Linked DNA regions of Homo sapiens: region 1 is linked to region 2. Evidence: read pairs that join two places in POLR2A ChIA-PET (ENCODE). Cell type or tissue: IMR-90. All regions are shown on one strand. Each heading gives the region's core, and the rest is flanking DNA. Links, peaks and the distances in the headings are about the cores only.

Region 1 (11,180 bases), core at 1,973-9,972, 180 kb before region 2:
CTTCTCCACTAAAAAATACAAAAAATTAGCCTGGCATGGTGGCAGGCACCTGTCATCCCAGCTACTCGGGAGGCTGAGGCAGGAAAACAGCGTGAACCCAGGAGGCAGAGCTTGCAGTGAGCTGAGATCGCACCACTGCACTCCAGCCTGGACAACAGAGCAAGACTCCATCTCAAAAAATAAATAAATAAATAAATAAATAAATAAACTTTTTGTATTACACGAGAACACCAGTTCAGATTGAGTTACTCCAAGGTACATTTTTATTTTGGACTGAATTTTAAACCCAAGTCCAATTTTCAGAGTTTATGCAAACCTCCCTCCATTTCCCCTCTGCACTCACACATTGCATCCAGCTGTATGAGTTGGTGATGAGCATCAATCTTTTGACAGAATCTCAGGGGACACATAAAATTTCCTGTTTTCTCTTAATTTAATTTTTGCTCCATTCTCCAACTTTCTCAAGGAAAAAAGTTGGTCTTCTCCAGGTTTATGGACTCTGTTTACCTACTTCTGGCAAGGCAAAATGCCACAATGTTTCTGGAGGTTTGGCAACATAAATCAAAAAGCTATTTCATAGAGTTGATGGGGAAGAAGAGGAAAAGAAGAATATATGCAGTTGCTATGGTAACAGGTAGGACCACATCTCTTACGCACCTCCTCCTCCATACTCCATAATTAGTTTTACCTTGAGGCCATTAAATGGAAGCTTGCTCCTCACAACCAGCTTTTAGAAAAAGCGAATTCTGGCCGGCATGGTGGCTCACGCCTGTAATCCCAGCACTTTAGGAGTCTGAGGCGGGCAGAGTACCTGAGATCAGGATTTCAAAACCAGCCTGGCTAACATGTTGAAACCCTGTCTCTACTAAAAATACAAAAATTAGCCAGGCGTGGTGGCTCATACCTGTAATCCCAGCTACTCAGGAGGCTGAGGTGGGAGAATCACTTGAACCCCAGAGACGGAGGTTGCAGTGAGCCAAGATCACGCCATTGCACTCCAGCCTGAGCAACAAGAGCGAAAATGTTGAGAGAAAGAATGAAAGAAAGAAAAAGAAAGAAAGAAAAGGAAGGAAGGAAGGAAGGAAGGAAAGAAAGGGAGGGAAGGAAGGAGAGAAAGGGAGGGAAGGAAGGAAGGAGAGAGAGAAAGAGAAAGAAAGAGAAAGAAAGAAAGAAAGAGAAAAAGCTAAAGGGAGGAGTTAAAGAATCTGCCTTACAACTTTAAACACTTATTAAGTAAACGCTGAATTGAGCATCTGAAAATAAGCTTCTTTCTCTCCTGGAGAGCAAAGTGCTTCAAGTTTTGAAATATATTAATGTTTTGTATTTGCATAAAAATCTTACATCCCAAAGCAGTCTGCATTTCAGAAACTCTTTTTTTGGAAATGCCAAGTTGAATTTGGCATCAGTTTAATAATATGCAGAGACAGCGAAGAATAGTAATAATAATGCTTGCCTGGTCACACAGCAGAATGTGAGGAGATTAGGAAAGACTGCAGTGTTTTCTTCCCCTCAGGAAAACAGAACTAAATTCTCATTAGAGTCAGGAGATGAGTGAAGTCTTGCAATTTCAGAAAGATTTCAATGATTCCCCCAGTAACCCTATCGACACCTGGCTGGAGGGGAGAATTCCAGGGATGATGACATCAACTTGAAGAATCTCGGAAGGTTGAAGCTGAAAAGGACACTTCCCTATAGGCTAATCCTATAAGACTAATCCTGTATTTTCCAGAATGAGAAACTGATCCCCAGAGAGGTGATGTGAATTGCCCACTGCCACCCGATGAACTGATCACCAAGTGAGCTCTTGAACACAAGTCTCTATATTTTCAGAAGTGCTGCATCTTAAACTGGCCTCCTTCTCATCCCTCTTTCACTCCTGGGCTGTGTTACTGCTAGAGTAATCACAGTGTGGCAGACAATGGGCTACCCTGGCAGCCTTTATTTCATTTAATTCTCACTGCAGTACTATGAGGTATGGTTTTCGCCTCTTTCACAGATGAGGAAACAGAGCCTCAGAGATGTGAAGTAATTTAGACACAATCTGGAAGCCAATTGTATTCAACTTCGAGGCCTATGATCCCAAGTATTCCTGTTGGCAGAGAGCAATTCCATCAGGCCTCCTCCCCGTTTGCCTGTTATTTACCCATTGGGTTATCTGGAATAAGGTTTTTTGTAAAAGGTACTTACAATCACAGCCCCGTGTTTGGGAAGCGAAACTTAGTTCTCACTCCTTTACCTCTTTTTCTTTTTCTTTTTCTTGAGACGAAGTCTTACTCTGTCACCACTGGACAGAGTAAGACTGCTGGAGTACAGTGGCTCGATCTCGTCCCCTGCAACCTCCTCCTCCCAGGTTCATGCGATTCTCCTGCCTCAGACTCCCGAGTAGCTGGGATTACAGGCATGCGCCACCGTACCCAGATAAGTTTTGTATTTTTAGTAGAGATGGGGTTTCACCATGTTGTCCAGGCTGGTCTCAAACTCCTGACCTCAGGTGATCTGCCCACCTCGGCCTCCCAATGTGCTGGGATTACAGACGTGAGCCACCACGCCCGGCCTATACCTCTTTTTCTACCTACACATTTTGTAGGGCACATGGCAATATTTCCCTCTGTATCTAAAAAGTGAATAAGCCTAGTTCACATATATATCATTGAGATTTTCAAACTCTTTTTTACTGGGTGTCTGTTGCATATCACAGAATTTTATTATATTGTCTGTAATCTGTATCATAATCTTGAAAGTTAGAGATGACATCATTTGCTTATTTTGTGTCTTCCCTTCTCCAGTGTACTTAGTTCAGTTACAAGTGCCTCATAGAGGCTGAATATCACGTGATGGGTTTAATTGAATTGGCATCAGTTTCCCCGGAGACCACAGAGCACTTGCATAAATCTAAAATATCTGGATCCCACCACTGATCACTGGCTTCAATGGCAAAAGAAGGGGAGAATGAAGGTCCAACTGAAATATGCAAAGTGCCATCTCCAAGCAGCAGGTGCAATTTCTACCCGGCTCTGTGGTGTTTAGCAGCTGTGGAATCTGCCATCCGTCACCTTGGAGCCAACACTCGCCCCTCCAGGGCTGAAATATTGGCTTCCCCTTGTGTGCTTGTCTCCTACATAGAGACGGCCTTGCTTCTGTCAGCCTCCCCTTGGCAATAGGCTTGGAGCCTGCCTGCTGTGCTTGGAATTGATGTGACTCTGGTCCCAAAACCAAGATGCAAAGTCTTTTATGGCCAACTTTAGAGAAAGGAGTGAATAGGATAGAGGGGGAGAATGCAGAGGCAAAGGGAGAAGAAAGACATGTTGAAAGGTGAACAAGACAAGGCCGGGCGCGATGGCTTACGCCTGTAATCCCAGCACTTTGGGAGGCTGAGGCAGGAGGATCACGAGATCAGGAGTTCAAGATCAGCCTGACCAACATGGTGAAACCTTGTCTCTACTAAAAATACAAAAATTAGCCGGGCGTGGTGGCACATGCCTGTAATCCCAGCTACTCAGAAGGCTGAAGCAGGAGAATCACTGGAACCTGGGAGGCGGAGGTTGCAGTGAGCCAAGATCGCACCACTGCACTACAGCCTGGGCGACAGAGCAAGATTCTGTCTCAGCAAAAAAAAAAAAAAAAGAAAAGAAAAAAGAAAGGTGAACAAGACATAAATAATTCCATTAACAAAGGCTTTGGGGAAAATTATTTCTCTGTTAGCCTTGAAACACAAAAGCAGGGGCTCTGAGGGTAGCTGGCCCCTGAGAAACTGAGGCCTATTGCTCTGTTCATTCCCCTTTCTGTGTTTTGCTTAAAGCAGTGAGGAGTATGAAACAAGGAGGAAAGCTGGGCACCTGTAGTCTCAGCTACTTGGAAGGCTGAGGCAGGGGCATTCTTTGAGACCAGGAGTTTGAGACTAGCCTGGGCAACAGAGGGAGACCCCCACCTTAAAAACATATATATGTGGCCAGGCGCGGTGGCTCATGTCTGTAATCCCAGCACTTTGGGAAGCTGATGCAGGCAGATCACTTGAAGTCAAGAGTTTGAGACCAGCCTGGCCAAAATGATGAAACCCCATCTCTACTAAAAATACAAAAATTAGCCAGGCATGGTGTTGCACACCTGTAATCCCAGCTAGTCTGGAAGCTGAGGCAGGAGAATTGCTTGAACCTGAGAGGCAGAGGTGGCAATAAGCTGAGATTGTGGCACCGTACTCCAGCCTGGGTGACAGAGCGAGACTCCAAAAAATGTGTGTGTGTGTGTGTGTGTGTGTGTGTGTGTGTGTGTGTGTGTGTGTGAGGGCTGAGGGCTGAGGGCTTCTATCAGCTTTACTTGTGTCACAAGTAAACAAAACAATATTCCCTGAGGATATTCACGGCCTACTCACTAAAAGAACTTCTGAGGCCTGGAGCGGTGGCTCATGCCAGTAATCCCAGCACTTTGGGAGGCCGAGGTGGGTGGATCATGAGGTCAGGAGACTGAGACCATCCCGGCTAACACGGTGAAACCCCGTCTCTACTAAAAATAAAAAAAAAAAAATAGCCAGGCGTGGTGGCGGGCGCCTGTAGTCCCAGCTACTCGGGAGGCTGAGGCCGGAGAGTGGCGTGAACCTGGGAGGCAGAGCTTGCAGTGAGCTGAAATCACGCCACTGCACTCCAGCCTGGGCGACAGAGCGAGACTCCGTCTCAAAAAAGAAAAAAAAGAACGTCTGTTTTTGTCTAGAAAGATGCTTCCTTTATTCTGAAAGGGATGATCTATTGCTGTGTTTTGATTGCTGTTGTTGGTAGTTTTGCTTTAATAAAGTGTATCATCATCCTTACCATATCATTCTCTTTCTAACCCAAAAGAGGATTGAGTATACTTCTGTCTTCAGTGATTTATTGAACATGGTACCATGTAAATAGAAATGCATGGGCAGGGCACGATGTCTCATGCCTATAATCCCAGCACTTAAGGAGGCCACGACAGGAAGATAGCTTGAGGCCAGAAATTTGAGACAAGCCTGGGAAACATAGCAAGACCCATCTCTACAAAAAAAAATTTTAGAAAGTTACTTTGACATGGCAGTATGAACCTGTAGACCTAGCTACTCAGGAGGCTGAGGCAGGAGGATTGCTTGAGCCCAGGAGTTTGAGGCTGTAGTAAGCTGTGATGACACTACTGAACTCCAGCCTGGATGACGGAGTAAGACCATGACTCAAAAAAAAAAAAAAAAAAAAAAAAAGAAGAAGAAGAAAAAGAAAAAAAAGAACATAGTCCCATTCAATGGAAACCAAGGTGATAATGCCTATATATAAAAGCAGCCAGTACAGTGCCTGGCACTTGGCAGTTTTTCAAGATTTATTGTAGCATACCTTTTTGCTAGGGAGATTGCCGTAACCTAAGACAGGGAACTGATATTGAAACGGATGAATGCCCTGTGAACTCTATGAATGGATCACAAAACAAAATAAATAAATGCTACAATTAACTTATATCTAAGTAAAAGAACATTTATGGAATGGAAAAAAAAAAGATGAAAGCGTAGCATTTATTGAACCAGGATGAGATTGCATGAGAATAAGTAATCACATCTTTTATTTGACCCGAACGTTTTCTGGTGAAAGTTTGGAATTCAAAGTTGTTTGGGAGACGGAAGGAAGTGATAAAGCAAGCTTGGAATGGGAGAAGTATGATTAAAAGCAGCTTGTACAGAGGTCCACTAGTATGGGTTTTTGGAGGACCAGGGAAAGAATGTGAGAATTTTTCTCAAAGAAGACTGCCCTTCCTTTAGTTTTCCAGAATTAACAAACTAATAGGGAGGATGGGAAATCATGATGACTTCATGGTGATACTGGTACATGGATGAAATAGTACAGGCTGTAGATGGACAGAGAAGCTGATCTGATTTGGAGGAGGGCAGTGGGTTTTGTTACTAGACTAAAAACTCCATACAACCTAGTGATGTGCCTCCCACTCAAAGTCAAGTTGATGTTGACACAATTATTTGACATCATCCAGATGATTGAGAGACTGGTTAGAAAATCTAGATGGAGAGCTTGTGCGCAGACAGCATGGGCACCCCACCAAGCTGATCAGGATGACCAGGGACGCACAGCTCGCCATCTTGGCCAGCATGCCAGGCGTGCCGCACTTCTCCTTTGTCGTTCTCTATCGCTCTGTGGCCATCAGCAATCCCAGGAAGCAGGGATGAAAATAGCGCTTTCTCCACCCGAGGGTTTCAGAACATAATCTAAGGCAGGATGCAGGGGGCGAGGGGCCTTCACACTTCATCCTTTCTACCCATCACGCGTGCGAAACAATCACACCGGGATTTTTCCAAACAACCTTTATTTCCTCAAAGTCTTCCTTAACCCTATGGAACAAGAAGCTGCCACTGAATAGGGCCTACCATAGGGGCTGCTTTCTTTTCTGCTCTCGTCCCTCAATATAAAAATACGTTTTGTGGTCCCCAAACCCCCAAAAAGAAAATCTAGACCCAATAGATTCTTCATTGTCAATTATCCAAGTTGACTGTGTAGAATGCTTAACTCACTCTCGGTTGATATCATGCTTGACTGCCTTTCAACCCTACAGCGAAAAGTCCCTCAAAAGCCCCTTGTGCCTGCCCTTACAGTGCGAGGGGTCAGAGGATGCTGGAGGTAGAGCCCCTGAACAAGCAGCAAAGAGCGCTGTGCACAGCAGAAACCTACAGATGAGGGTGCCATGATGGAGGCGCTCAGGGTGGCAGGCAGGAAGGAGAAACACGGCAGGGAGAGAGGGCGGGGTGAAGATGCGTGATCACAGAATCCACCTGAGAGCTGTTGGAGGTGGGAATCTCTACTCCAGAGGATCAGAACATGGAAAATGTGCTGATGACTAAGGTTTGTTTTTAGAGCTCAATATTTATGGATTAATTTATCCTAGGACGTGGAATGTGGAAAGCTCATCTCCTCCTCAATATTTCCACCGTGTGTTGTTGTGCTTCCTTTTTATCTGATTTGTCTTATTAAAATTTGTTTTAGAGAATGATAGGAAAAGAGAGATGAGAAAAATTAGTCTGTGGTGTTCTTTGATGTTCGTCAGTAAAGTTTGAAAATAATGGCATAGAAGAGCTTTGGAGATCGCCGCGGAGCCAGCGTCGTCAACCAATTTATGTTTAGAAGGTATACGGTATACCTACATATTTAGAAAAAAACTATTTTGAAATCAATAGGTCTCTTAATTGTTACAGAGGCTAGGAAGGGGAGTGGGGGTAAAGGGGGAGGTGGAGATGGCTAATGGGTACAAAACGTATACTTAGAAAGAATAAATAAGGTCTGCTATTTGATAGCACAACAGGGTGACTATAGTCAATAATAATTTAATTGTACATTTAAAAATAACTAAAAGAGTATAATTGGATTGTTTGTAACAGAAAGGATAAATGCTTGAGGGATGGATACCCCATTTTCCATGATGTGATTATCATGAATTGCATGCCTGTCAGAACATCTCATGCACCCCATAAATATATACACCTAATATGTACCCACACAAACTAAAAATCAAAAACTTTTAGAAACTAATCCATGTGGCAAACATAAACATAAAGTGACTGGAAGAGAGAAGAAAAGCATTGACATTGAGTAAAATATAAGAAAAAAGAATGAATAACAATTGCACAAGAAATAAGAAAGAAGTGATCAGAACCAGTTTCTTTCCCGGGGAAGGCTTCTGAGTGGAGGCAGGAGCATTACAGACATGGTGGACCAGAGAAAGACATGAGCAGGAGTGTGTAGGTGATTGTGCCCTAGATATGTGGAAAGGCACTGGTGTGGGGACAGGAAGGTGTGGGGGCTGGAGGCACGGAGTGAGGATGTTCAACAGCATGAAGTGTAGAGAATCAACAGCCTTCACATCCAGACTTCACGAAATTTAAGGTAGGTAGCCATTGTTCTGTATTGATTAATGAAACTAAGAGTGAAAGTGGAACCAGGGCCAGTGGTATGAGCCTGTAGTCGCAGCAACACAGGAGGCTGAGCGGGAGGATTCCTTGAGCCCAGGAGTTCAAAATCAGTCTGGGCAATATAGAGAAATCTTGTCTCTTAAAAAAAAATGGGAAAGATGAAAGATTGGAGACGGGACTCCACACTGGAATGAAAAAACAATACTTTAGTCACGAAATGATGAGAGGCTGACCCTGCACAGATCCGTAGTAATGGCTGTTGAGAAAAGCTTCAGTTGCTGGAGATAAAAGCTAGCATACTGGATTTACTTTATGAAATGGAAATTCTAATAGCATCTAAATGTTTCTTTTAAATCTGGGATTTGGCAGTGTTCATGTTTTAATCATGCAAAACATTTGATTGGTTGGCTGAACCAAAGGATTGTTATTGTTATTTTTGTATCCAGTAATTTATTTTAAAGCTGTGAGTAGAATTTCTGTGTTATGTTGCTTCTGGTTTAGTGGGAAAGAATGTACTATTTAACTTTCCTCAGTAGGAAGGGTAAAAAGAGAGACAGAGAGGAGGCTGATAGTTGTTTATTTTAAATTCTGAAGTTTAGAAAACTAAGGCTGGTGGCTTTATGATCAATGTTTTCAGTAAAAGCCTGTCTGGAAAGGAATGGAATGGAAATTTTGCCTTCTAAAAATTATGTCTGTCTTTTGTTCATTTTATTCAAGACACCATCAACTGAAAATACATGAAGCTTTTCTTGCATGTCTATTCTGAGGATGGAAAAACTTCCAAAGAAGAAGTACCTTATCCCAGATAACTTCTTCCTCCTAGAGATGGGTTTAATAGTTGACTTAGGAGATTTTCCGATCTTGTGAACACAATTTACTTTGGCCTTGGAGATAGGGAATCTGTCGCCTAATAACAACTTAAGTTCGTTGCTTGATATATGACAGTTTGCACCCAGCTATCCAGGCAGACACCAGCTTCTCTCAGTCATGCTCTCATCAAAGACTTTCAGTCCACAGGACTGTCCTTGAATGAGGCTCCTGAATCCCTCTCCCATATCCAGGAGACAAAATAGGGATTTTGTGCAATAAGGCCAGAGAGATGGGAGGAGGGTGTGTGTAGGTAACACACACCTGTTCTCAGACTTGTTGCTATGTATTTTTAAGGGGTGATCTGGAGGTTTTAGGTTTAAATCTAGAGATCATATGGACTTGGTGATTCAGTACCATGAGAGATCCTGAGGTTGCCATTCTGGGAAGTTGCCACTGACTTTCCAGGGAATAAGGGGCAAGATTTTTTTTTTTTTTTAACTATAAGTCCCTGGCTATAGCACTTTTAAGTACCTCAAGATGTTACTAGCCTAGCCAGGCGTGGTGGCACATGCCTGTAATTCCCAGCTACTAGGGAGGCTGAGGCAGGAGAATTGCTTGAACCTGGGAGACGGAGGTTGCCGTGAGCCGAGATCATGCCATTGCACTCCAGCCTGGGCAACAAGAGTGAAACTCCGTCTCAAAAAAAAAAAAGTTGTTACTAGTCAAGGCTTAGAGTGCCAAGAAAGATCTCTAATTAGGGTCTGTCATTCCATGATGGGGTCAGTTTTTTGTTTTTTTCAATTTGTCTGTTTGTTAAGCAGTCTTGCTACTAAACAACAATTCCTCTGTAGTTGAGCATTCATCATGTCCTGTCTGCTCCCGTCTTTCTTCTCGTTCTTCATGGTACTTGATCCTTGTCTCATTGTTTCATTGATTATCCATTTGAAGTACCTTGTCCTCTCTGAAAATATGTCGCATCCTTTATAAACCAATTAAAATTGCACCTCTCCAATAATCCTAGAATGACCCTTTTCTCAGCACCCAGGTATTTAGTATGAATCTTAAAGGACGATGAGTTTCTCTGGAGAACAGGATATTGCAAAAAGCCATTTGTAAGGGAAAATGAAGAGTTCTTGCAAAGATTCGGAATAGAGAAATGCATGTTGTATTGATCTGATGTGATCTGATTCCAGGATGCTTGGAATCAATATAAGTTGATTATGAGAAGGTAAGCTCTAAGGACGCTGAGCATCTTGTACACTGTGCTAAGGACTTTATTCCATAGTCAAGTTGATGGTTTCCACCAGATATTCAGATATTTATTTGTGACTGAAAATTCTAGCATCTGCCAAGATTTCTAGGCAATATAATTGGTTGCCTGGTTTGATGATAACAATGACTCTTCTCAATCTCTTCAATTTTCTCTTCTGTTCATGTTCAAAGAAGCTTCACTGAATAAACTCTGGCTTTATCCAAGTATCCTAAACCTTGGTCCTTTGTATCAATCTGGAAGGTCCTCAGGATCCTTCGGGATTTATGAAAGTTCAGCCCTCTTTTCTTTGTGTGCTGGTTAAAAGGCAGCATACCTGACCTAACATCAAACTAAACTTAGAAAGTGAGAAATCAGGCAGGGTGCAGTGGCTCACACCTGTAATCCCAGCACTTTGGGAGGCCAAGGTGGGCGGATTATCTGAGGCCAGGAGTTCGAGATCAGCCTGGCTAACATGGTGAAACCCCATCTCTGATAAAAATACAAAATTAGCTGGGCGTGGTGGTATGCGCCTGTAATCCCAGCTACTCAGGAGGCTGAGGCAGAAGAATCACTTGAACCCAGGAGGCAGACGTTGCAGTGAACTGGAATTGCACCACTGCACTCCAGCCTGGGCAACAGAGTGAGACTCCATCTCCAAAAAAAAGAAAGTGAGAAATCAATCATGAGGAACTGATATGAGATTTTCGTATGTTGGAAGTCAAATAAAAGTGAACATATATAGTTTACAGTCATCATATATTCTAATGAACTGACATGAATTCTGTGAAATAAACATTTTCCTTTTCACAAAGATAGGAAGCCTATGATCCACATAAAAATGGGGTCATTTAACCATGTCCCTATTTGTAAGACTGACATATATTGCCTATGTCATCGGCCTCACAGCTCTGCCAGGGAGATAAGTGATTAAAAGGGCATGGGAGAGTTTCCTTGTAATTCATAGCACTATTAAATCTTTCTTCTGTATCTATTCATTTAGTTGCTCATGCACTTACTAATTCATACATTAAATCAATATTATTAAGGACTGACCATCTGCCAGTCAGATGTGTTAAGTGCTGGGGTTTCAGCATTGAACAAGTCACGGAGTCTGATATTATGCATCTTATAGTTGAGCTTATAAGGGGGCTGGGAAGTTCTATGCTGAGTCAGTCATTGTAAGAATGATGTGTATTACTAAGAAAGCAG
Region 2 (11,180 bases), core at 1,819-9,818:
CTTTTCCTCATTTCAGTTCATCTTCCATAGTATTGCATTTTTTTTTTTTTTTTTTTTTTGAGATGGAGTCTCGCTCTGTCGCCCAGGCTGGAGTGCAGTGGCAAGATCTCAGCTCACTGCAAGCTCCACTTCCTGGGTTCAAGTGATTCTCCTGCCTCAGCCTCCCGGAGTAGCTGGGACTACAGGCGCCCGCCACCATGCCCAGCTAATTTTTTTTTGTATTTTTAGTAGAGACAGGGTTTCACCGTGTTAGCCAGGATGGTCTCAATCTCCTGACCTCGTGATCTGCCCGCCTCAGCCTCCCAAAGTGCTGGGATTACAGGCGTGAGCCACTGCACCCGGCCTTTTGCACTCTCTTAACTGCAGATGTGATGTCTCTCTTAGAGCAGAACCCTTTCAGGGTTCCTCATAATTGACATAAAATCCAATCTATTGAGTAGCACATATGTAGATTTCTCCATGACCTTGTCCCTGCCTTCCCTTTTATGTTTCAGTGAAAACTGATTGTTTTTCTCACATTTTGTATGCTCTATTTTTTTGCTCATGCTGTCCTCCTCCCTGAGATGCCTCACACCTCTCTTCCTGAATTGTCCATCATCTGCACTTTCTTCAAGATCTTTCTCAGGTTTGTCCCTGCTTCCTTATTCAACACCATAAGGTTAAGCTAATTTCAATTTCAGGACTAGCCCATTCATAACTATTTTGGTGCATTTTCCACGTTTGATTCAAGTTATCTGTTTGCAACTCTGCCTTTCCAACAAATACATATCAACCAAAAGTAGCACCAGGTCTTACCTTACATATTTAATAGTAGTAACATTTTTCCATGTGAACTAAACGTCACAGGCAACTCAAAAATGACATGCTCCTGATGGAATTGAGGCTCTCGTCACAATCGTCCCCTCTTTCTGTAGACTAGTTTCCCAATAATGGAAGCAGTCACCATCCATTCTATCAGCCAAATCAGAAACCCTGGAGGCACAGCCAATGGTATCTCAATATCTGTTCAACCACCAAAATCCTTTCTGTCTTGCCCACCCATCCTCCAAATATCTCTCAGATCCAACTGCTCCTCTATCCCAATTGTTGATTCTTTCTTTGACTTTGTGGGAGGCTGTGTGTACTGCTAGATGCCAATCACTTTGTCCTACTTCTACACAGAGCCACCTACTCCCCTTGTCCCAGTTGTGCCTCCTCAGTGCTTCTGATGGGACTTTCTTATTACATAAATATATTATGCTTAAAATTCTCAAAGGACTCCCTCGTTTCTTCAGGATAGAGTTCTATAACATTAGCATGAGATACCAAGGGCTTCTCAACTGTAGAGTTTTCCAGATTCAGCTCCAAGTATTTATCATGCCTTGTGTGCTTTAGCTACAGAGACCTACTTTCAATTCTCAGAACATGCAATGCCCTCACAGACCGCTAAACTGATCTGTTCTCTTTGGCTAGAATGCCTTTCCTTTTCCCAACCTTTTCACAGCTAGCTCATTTCTATTAGTTCTTTAAGGGCCAATTCAGATATTCCTCCACTTTTCATTATTCTCATAGGAAGTGATTTTCATTTTCCCAGTCTCTACTCCCAGATCCCCCTTCTTCACACCTCAGGCATACCTGTCTCATACATCTCATAATGCTGACTACATTGTGTTCCTTTTCCTGTCCAACTCCTCTACAAAATGCTGAGTTCTTTGTGGGTAGTTTCTGTATCATAGTCCCCTCTGTATCGCAATATCAATTACAGTACCTGCTGTACATGAGGACTTGCTTGTTACGGGTTGAATGAATAATGAATATAAATAAAGCTCAGAAAACTTAAATGACTTGAAGAGTATGAAGAGTGTGAAGCAAAACAGTGTACACTTCAAAGCAGAATGCTATAGCCAGTAAAGTGCCCAGGTTCTGTGCATGACTTTGGGAAATAAACTGGGTTTGACTCCTATCTTGGCTATTTACTAATTAACTATATTTAGATAGAGACTTAACTTCTCTAAGTATTTCTTCTCTATGAAATGGTGATGGTGATGATGATGATGATTCTTACCTGAGGTGGTTCTTGCCATATATCTATCTATCTATCTATCTATCTATCTATCTATCTATCTATCTATATATATCTCTTATATAAAGTGGTTATTCCAGTACTTGACATAAGATTGGCCCTCAGTAAATGTCACTTCTATTTCTTCCTTAAATCTGGCAGATTGCTTTAAATTGTACTTTTTATATTGATTAGTCTTTTAGTTAGAAATGATTGCAAGAGTGAAAACCAATTGCATAACTTTGGTTAACTTTGGGAAATTGTCATCAAGTTAGAGACTCATAGATTTATAGAGATGGAAGGGACAATTAAGATAATTTAGTTCAAGGCCGGGCACTCTGGCTCACACCTGTAATCCCAGCACTTTGGGAGGCCGAGGCAGGTGGATCATCTGAGGTCAGGAGTTCAAGACCAGCCTGGCGAACATGGTGAAACCCTGTCTCTACTAAAAATACAAAAATTAGCTGGGCATGGTGGCGTGCACCTATAATCCCAGCTATTCGGGAGACTGAGGCAGGAGAATCACTTGAACCTGGGAGGCGGAGGTTGCAGTGAGCCGAGATCGTGCCACTGCACTCTAGCCTGCAGCCTGGGAGACAAGAGCGAGACTCTGTCTAAAATAATAATAATAATAATAATAATTTAGTTCCAAATCCTCACTTTTTATATAGGGAAATCATGGTCTTAAAAGATTAAGTTCTAGGTCAAAGAGCTTGTTAGAGGCTAATTGTTTCTTGTCTTGGACAGGAAACAAAGTGTCTACCAATGGCTATCGTTTCCAATTGTTTGGATTGAAGAAACTCACATGACAATTATATTTCAAGAGAAATGAGAGCTAGCTGGGCACGGTGGCGGGCGCCTGTAATCCCAGCTACTCAGGAGGCTGAGGCAGGAGAATCGCTTGAACACAGGAGGCGGAGGTTGCAGTGAGCCGAGATCACGCCATTGCTCTCCAGTCTGGGCAACAAGAGCAAAACTGTCTCAAAAAAAAAAAAAGAAGAAGAAAAAGAAAAGAAAAGAAAAATGAGAGCACTCAGAGCTGAGTCCACGTCAGGGAGCAGGCAGACGCCTTGCAGGTAATGGGCAGAGCAGTGGCCTCGCCACATAACCACACACCAACTCCACTATTCTGTTCCCTAATTTCCTTTGTTTGGGAAGCTTTTCTTTTCCAATGAAAAGAAGAAGCACTCAGTGGAAAATTCTGAAATACTATTACATACAAATCTGATTAAAATTGCAGCAACTGTAAACCTTAACTTGAGACGGACGCATTTCCCAGGCTGACATGCAGCTCTGATCATGTTTAATTTCAACGTTTCTGTCTAGCTTGTACTGTGCTGCTTTTCCTCTATTAAGTAATCTTCCAGAAAAATTTAAAGTTGTAATAATATCACCAATTTGTTTGAGGTACTCCAGCGGGTTAGAAAGAAAATCCATATAAATAGAGATGAACACAATGGAGAGAGCATGAAATAAAAGTATCAGTCTGTGCCAGAAAGTGGGGAAAAAGCTATATGGCTGAGACTATTTCTTCCTCTTATGGGAATCCAAGTGGGATCTTCTATATGAGTCTTCCTTGGTTAAGGGAGTTTTCTAATTCCATGAGTATTTTGGCAATAAGTTCAATTATCCCAATTATTTGTGACCAAATCTGATTGAAGATTTAACAGAATAAAAGAAAGCCTTTAATAACACAGGCTTCTAAATGTCTGTCATCATTTGAAATTTCATAGGATGGTTTACTCCTGCTCTGTAATTTCTTTAAAACTGCAAAAGTTAGCTCAAGAAAGCATTGTGATTTTCCATTCATTTCCTTCGTTTTTTACTATCTTTCACAAGCATTTGATTGCTAGACAAAGTGAATGATTCTCTCAAACTGTGAGGCCCTATTTTTGTCCTTTAGATTCAAGGAAAAATACAACCGAAGGAATAGCGTTTGGCTTGGAGTTCTTCATACGTGGCTAGCATAGAAAGAATCTCAGGACTTTTTGGTGGTTTATCATTGCATCGCCTTATGGACCATTGATCTTTTTATTTTCTAAAAGAATGGTTTCATTTGCGATGGTCCTAGTTTAGAGTGGTTAGTGATGATAACTATTATTTATAACTCTATGTAATTCCTTTGAATTGTATATTTTATGCACAACAATTTTAAGATACCTTTCTTTTCATGGAAGCCACATGTGATCCTTTTGATCCTTACACTAGTAAACAGAGTCATATATTTTAGAGAGGAATGTTGAGAGCTAGGTGTGTAGAAAGTATCTGGAGAATAGCTTGGTTTTTTGTGTGCGAACCAGAAATGATGAGAGAATTTAAAGCAGTAAAGGCTTTTAGAAATCAGCTTGTCTGGCAGGTTCCAAAATATGTCCCTTGCTTGTAATGCTAGTCCAGTGAGATACTTCTCCACAGTTTCCATTGTCTGAGAATTCAGGAAATCTGCACATTATAACTCTCTTTTAGAGACTCACATATCACATTAGTCACATTTAAGTCTTCCAGAAAAGGGGCTTCTGTGGCTCTTTTTAACCCTGGTTGACTTAATTCATATGGTTATAGAACTCCTTATTGTTCCACGAAACTAGCATTTAGAGACTGATGTTTTAGGGAATGTTGAGGTACTACCTTTTCTTGAAAAACCGGGTGCCCAATGAGGTTGTCAAATGGTCAATGAGTATCTGAGACTAGAACCCTAGTCTTCTGACTTCAAGTCCAATATTTCCTACATAGAGCTGAAATGTTAACCAGAATTTCAGGATAACCGGTGTCCCAAGAATATCTTTTCAAAGTCCTCAAGTGGTGAAAGTAAGGGCTGCCTCTGTGTTTGCTTATTAAATAAGTCATTCTTATTCAAGCAGCAATGATAAATGTCAATGTCCTAGACTATATGAAATAAACCTGGGAATCTAAAGGGATTAAGGATACGCAGACATTGCTTGGGAGTGTAATAGCAAAGCATCTTCTCTCAGAAAATTTAGGGCAACTTATAGCACTAATATGCTCACCCCATTACCATTTTTTTAAAAAAAATCATTAAAAATGTATTTATAGGACTTTCTGATAATCTTGGAATTTCATGATTAAGAGGGTTCTGAGCAAACTTAAGTTGTTTCTGTTCTTTTTTTTTATTCATCTGACATATCTCTTTACTTGTCATATTGTATAACAGATACGTCAGATATGTATTTATATTAGCTTGCTGGAAGGTAGATGCCCACATAGGTTATTCTTCTGGGAAGTCATTTCACAATAAGATGGTTCTTTAGCTGGGGTCATGAGAATGACAACATGGGAAGACCGAGATTTTGTTAAATGAGCTGTTATCCTCTATGTTCATTCAAATGGTTCCAACTTTCCATTCCCTGTTGTCATTTCCTAAATTCTTTGATGCAAATATACAATCACCAGTTTAACAAACTTTATAAGAAAAAAAAAACATAATCATAGGCAGCTAAAAAAAAAAAAAAAAAAGCCTATCCACTGGTTCAAATGAGTCAATCAAGAAGGCACAAGATGGATTTTAATGACATCATTGGGTCCAAACTTCCTGAGAGCTCATCCATGTGTCTTCCCAGCCTCACCAGGAAATCCTGCAGGAAAATTCCTTCCCAAGCCCTTTATAGACCTACTGAATGAAGGCTAGAAGGTTCGTGTGAGCATCAGAAATGGTCAGATAATAAAGCAAATACAATCCAAACAGTTTTGATCGTGTTCCACCTTAGGGCGACTCTGGCTGCTGAACACAGGGACTCATCAAGTGCTCCTTTCAAGAAAGCCCTGAGAGCCCTTTCTCGGGGATGTAGGAGACAGAGATGGAAAACCACTCAGGTTAAGCGAGTCTCCTTGATGTGGCTTTGGCAAAGCTGGATGCTAAATCTGAAGCTCTACTCGGATATAAAGGACTGTTCTAAGGCTAGAAAGTCATAAAACCCCAGCAGGCAGGCTGTTCATCATTTCCCTGGCAAGGCCTTGGTACGGCTGCAACTGAGAAGCCAGAGTGCTTGGACCTGCACTGGAGGGGCCGGTGAGAAACATTTTCAAGTGCAGATTCGTCTCAGCCACTCACCGAGCACAGTGAGAATGGGCATGGTACTAATTACTTAGGTAATTACATAATTCGATTGCAGTTGTTTTGTGGCTTATGGGTTTATCCACAGAAAACAGTACCTACCATTCCTAAAATACATATACATTTTTTTCAACCCAGATACAACTTTCTCCTTGTGGCCAATAATGTTTCTAAAATATTAGGGTTTGGAGACAGGTGAATAATGAGTGACTGGCTGGTGAGAATCACGGCCATTTGGGGTTTCAAATGGACTAATGTAATAAACATTATTGAGCCTCTGCTTCATGAAATTCACATAGTAAAATCCAAACCCAGAAATGTCAAAGTCCCTTGAACTTGTCTCTGAGGCATAGTAAAAAACGAAAAGTCAAAGTCCCATAAGAAATTTCATTATTTAAAAGGCAACTGTATCTCTCAGAGTAAAATTTGATACTCAAATAGATATTTAAATGGAGCTCAAACTTCTGTGACCCTCTGTCTTTTCAAATATAACAGAGGAATAAGAAGTTTACTATTCTTTATTGTGAGAGTTAAATGAGAGAATGTGTGTCAAGATGTCAGCACAGTGCCGGGCACATAGCTTAGCTTTGAGGATTATCTATTATAAGTATTGTGTTTTTTAACCCAAATTTTCTGTATCTCTGAAAATTATTATCTGGATTTTCTATTTAATCCTTTTTTATTTTCTTTCTATAATTTCATTTTCCTCTGGTGTTAAAAAACCAGGACACAACCATGAGGCCATTACATTTTTTATTTGTTTGTTTTGTAATTTTACATACTGCGTGGTGGAATAAACAAAGATAGAAATACGACACTTGGATTTGAGTTTTGTATTCACCATGGCTGTTTGACCTTAGACAAGTAATTAGAGACTTTGTGTGCTTATATACGAAGTAGGGATAACAGTACCACATTTGTGTACTGTGGTAGAGATTAGAGATCATGAACATTATAGTTTAGCTGTGTAATACACATTGAATAAATGAGAATTTGTTTCAGCTAAATTCTTTCTTCCTTCTTCCTTTTCTGTCTCACCTACGTACCTCCCTTGTCCCTCTCCTTCCTCAGACCTCTTATAAACACACTAACACATACATTCAAAATGTTTTCTCCTGTCAGCAGAGAAGCAGATTATAAAATGTTTTTATTTTCTTCCTGTCCTCTTTGATTGTCCTTAAACAAGGTATTTTTGTAAAATCTGAGTACACACTAAGAAGTTGGTTCAAAAGCAAAGACACTAAAATTAATACTAATCTACTTTAATGATAGAAAATTGCCCTAATTATCTTTATGCAGTATTATTTTAAAGACTCCCAGTGAGTCCTATAAATAGTTTCAAGTTACAAATACAGAGTGATACATGATGATCAACAACTGTGCATCTTGTAAAATCTATCAAGATTAAATTTCCTTTCTTTAATAAGAATTAATGGCATTTTATATCTGGGCTGCTGAGATAAGTAGAAAACATACCACCAGATCTAGAAAAGGATTAATCAACATGTCAGGGATACAAATTACTGACATTGACAACGTACCCTGTGCTGGAAATGGACTTAATTCTTTTTTCCTGCTCATGAGCTCTTTCTGTTTCTCTTCCTTTACTTCTCAGCCATCTCACTAGTCTGGGCTTTGAAGATTGCTGTTGGTAAGTATTGCTTAGCTGGTAGAACATCAGCTAATAGGGTTAAAAGGTAACAAGATAACTGACCCCATCCTAGAGGTTCAAGTTTCTCTCCAGCCAGTGCCCTTAAGCCATCTCTTCATATGCTCAGAAAAGTCACTTAGAAATGCAATTTTTAACCTGGCGACATCCAAATTCCATTTTTTGCTGCGTGTAAATATTGAAGGACTTTCACTAAAGCACAGATTTTTTTTTCGTAATTTGGAACATTGTAATTTGGAACAGCAAAAGAACAATGTGCGTCTGTCTATGAGATGCTCTTGAAGACACGTCCACGTAAGCACGGAGATTTGGAATTGCCTCAAAGACAGATGGGGGTCAGAGAGTGCCTGGGAGATCAGTAATAGAATATTTAAATCAAAGTACTTCTTGGGAGAGAGGCAAGTTAGAGAAGAAGGCAGGAGTAACCTGATCTAGGCCGTGGCACCGAGGCTAGCAGCTGCACCAGGGCTCTACTGGATGGCTGAGCAAGCCAGAGGGAACACAGCTTTAAATGCTTGCCGGATTAGTGTTGAAGGCACAGTGAAGACTGAGCTGCTTTGATTTCTGCAGAAACCAGCATGTTAAGCTTGTGTGCTGTTTGTAAGAAATGCCTTAATTTTGACAAAATAATCACCCCCAAACTACCCATCCGTTGCAATTATTGTCATGATATGATTATAAAATAGACTCCTAATGTCTCAGGATGAATTGTCCACCACCTGGGTATCTGAATCACGTTAGAGAGGCGTGGCAGACGAAACAATGCCCCCCTCCAAAGATGCCCACGTCCTAATCCCTGGAACCTGTAAATATGTCACCTCACCTGGCCAAAGGGACTTTGTAGATATGATTCAGTTAAGGACCTCAGATGGAGAGATTATCCCGGGTAATCCAGGCAGGCTCAATATAAACACGTGAGTCCTTAAAGCAGGAGTACGTTTCTTGGCTGTGGTCAGAAGGAGATGTGACTGCAAAAGAATGGCCAGAGAAATGCAACGTTGCTGGCTTTGAAGATAGGGAAATAATACCGGGAGCCAATCAATGTACACAACTCCTAGAAGCAGGAAAAGGCAAGGAAATGATTCTCTCCTAGAACTTCCAGAAAGAAACACATCCCTGTTGACATCTTGATTCCAGCCCAGTGAGACCCATGTCAGATTTCTAACCGACAGAACTCTAAGATAGTAAGATTAGAACTGGGCGCGGTGGCTCACGCCTGTAATCGCAACATTTTGGGAGGCCGAGGAGGGTGGATCACTTGAAGTCACAAGTTCAAGATGAACCTGGCCAACATGGTGAAACCCCATCTCTACTGAAAATACAAAAATTAGCCAGGTGTGGTGGTGCACACCTGGAATCCCAACTACTCGGGAGGCTGAGGCACCAAAGTCGCTTGAACCCGGGAGGCGGAGGTTGCAGTGAGACAAGATTGGTTGCCACTGTACTCCAGCACTCTGTTTAAAAAAAAAAAGAAATTAACATTTGTGGAGTCTTAAGCCACTAAATTTGTGGCCCTTTGCTACGGCTGCCATAGAAAACAAATCCAGGAGGATTACAGGTTGCACAAGTAGAGCCCTCCCCATTTCCCTTCATTCCAGAAAAGCCCCTCATGGCTCCAGGCTGAGAGCCAGGAGAGCCTTAAGATCCATCCTTTGGGCCTGCTGCCTATCTCTCCAGAGAGAAGGTAAGCAAGGAGCAGTAGACCTACCTGCGGCACAACCCCTACATGGAGACACAGCACTGGACACAGCTCAGAAATCTTAAGGAAAGAAATTAGGACATTTCTTGCGCAGTAAGTGTGTCATTGGGAAATGGTCAGAAGCTTGCACAGAATCCAGTGTTAAAGGGAGAAGGGAGAGAAAGGAAGTGAGTACCAGTCATTTAGGGCCTGCACCCACTAGGTGCTTTACATTCACATGGAATTGTAGCTGAGGTTCCCGAGGAAGTAGAGAAAACTAAGGCTCACAGTCAATGTGTGAACTGCCCAAGGTCACGGTGTCTCAGTAGCTGGGACAGGAGGTGAGAACTAGGCCTGCCTGACCCCAAAGCCCCTGGGCTTTCCACGACTGGCCTAGCTGTTAAATCCCATTGCTTCAACATCATTATCATGAGGTCACTTTGGGCTCGTGCTAAAGGGGCTGAGGCCCTGCTGATATGTCTATTTTTGTCTTGGAAGTAGTTCAGAAAACCATGGTAGGAAAAAAGTGTGCAAAAGAAAGGTCATCAAAAAATAAACACATTTCATTCTAGTATGGCTTTTGTTGTTTTATGTCACACTTGGGAAGGCCTTCACCACAAGTAGATTATCTTAAAAAATCATTCTTCTATGGCTTCTTCTAATGCTTTTCTGTTTCAGTTATATCTCAGGTCCCTGGGGAATTTGTACTGGTGTACTGTGAGCAATTAACCCAACCTTATACTATACAGATTACTTGTCAGTTGTCCCAACACCATTTATTGTAAAATCTATAATTCTGCACTTATTCAAAATGCCACCATAAATCACTTCTTAAATTCCCAAATGTATCTATGTTTTTTTTCTGAACTCCCTATTCTATCTCATAGGCAAATCAAAAGACAATGAACTAGATTTAAAAAAATTACAATACATGTCATAGACAAAGAGTATAATATGTAAATTACCTCTAAAAAATCCATTGAGCTGGGTGTGGTGGCCCATGCCTCTAATTCCAACACTTTGGAAGGCCAAGATGGGAGGATCACTTGAGGCAAGGAGTTCATACCAACCTGGCAACATTTTATTTTTTGTCTTTACAAAAAATAAAAAATTAGCTGGGCGAGGTGGCATGTGCCTATAGCTTCAGCTACTTGGGATGCTGAGGCGGAAGGATTGCTTGAGCTCACAAGTTTGAGGTTGCAGTGAGCTATGATTATTACATCACTGCACTCCAACCTGGGTGACAGAGCAAGATTCTGTCTCTTAAAAAAAAGTCAATCAAAATGATTAAAAGATGAGTAAAGGATTTAAACAGACAATATATAAATAGATGTTAAATAAATCAAAAGTTACTTAACCTTTTAATGTGGAAATGAAAACTAAATGTTAGTAACACACAACATTGGCAAAAATATGTGGTTGCTGAGCATACAAACTGCCATGGCCTCTAAGGAAGACTGTTTGGAAATGCCTATCAAAATTGCAGCTACATGCAGCCTTTGACATAGCCATTTTTCTTCTAGGAGTTTATATTAAAGGTAAAATTTCATATATTTAAGTAACCCATGTGTAAGATTTTTCATTGCAATCCTGCACGTAGTGGCAAATAACACACACACATGAAAAAACAAAACAAAACAAAACAAAAAAACTAAAGGATCATCAATAAGTTACTGGTTAAATAAATTCTTACAATACATTTAATGAATGACTATGCAGCTCC

Evidence for each region. ChIA-PET counts read pairs that join two places held together with the same protein. Peaks named below come from ENCODE experiments on the same cell type or tissue, not always from the same donor. Only the 100,000 strongest peaks of a DNase experiment are listed, where the experiment ranks them.
Region 1: POLR2A ChIA-PET joins it to region 2 with 7 read pairs; 3 of 35 experiments call an interaction of 5 or more read pairs at or near these places.

Annotation. Positions count from the first base shown.
Region 1 is chr1:240,706,649-240,717,828 of GRCh38, reverse strand. It overlaps LOC105373228 (a long non-coding RNA gene), which reads left to right and starts at 7,760. Exons shown (of 4, transcript XR_949320.2): 1 at 7,760-7,883. In IMR-90, for the core only: no CTCF peak of the experiment used is centred there; a DNase peak (open chromatin) is centred at 5,598; H3K27ac peaks cover 1,344 bases.
Region 2 is chr1:240,523,572-240,534,751 of GRCh38, reverse strand. The region is part of intron 1 of GREM2 (gremlin 2, DAN family BMP antagonist); the gene reads left to right. Among named protein-coding and RNA genes, the nearest start is that of GREM2, 83 kb to the left of the region's middle. In IMR-90, for the core only: no CTCF peak of the experiment used is centred there; no DNase peak of the experiment used is centred there.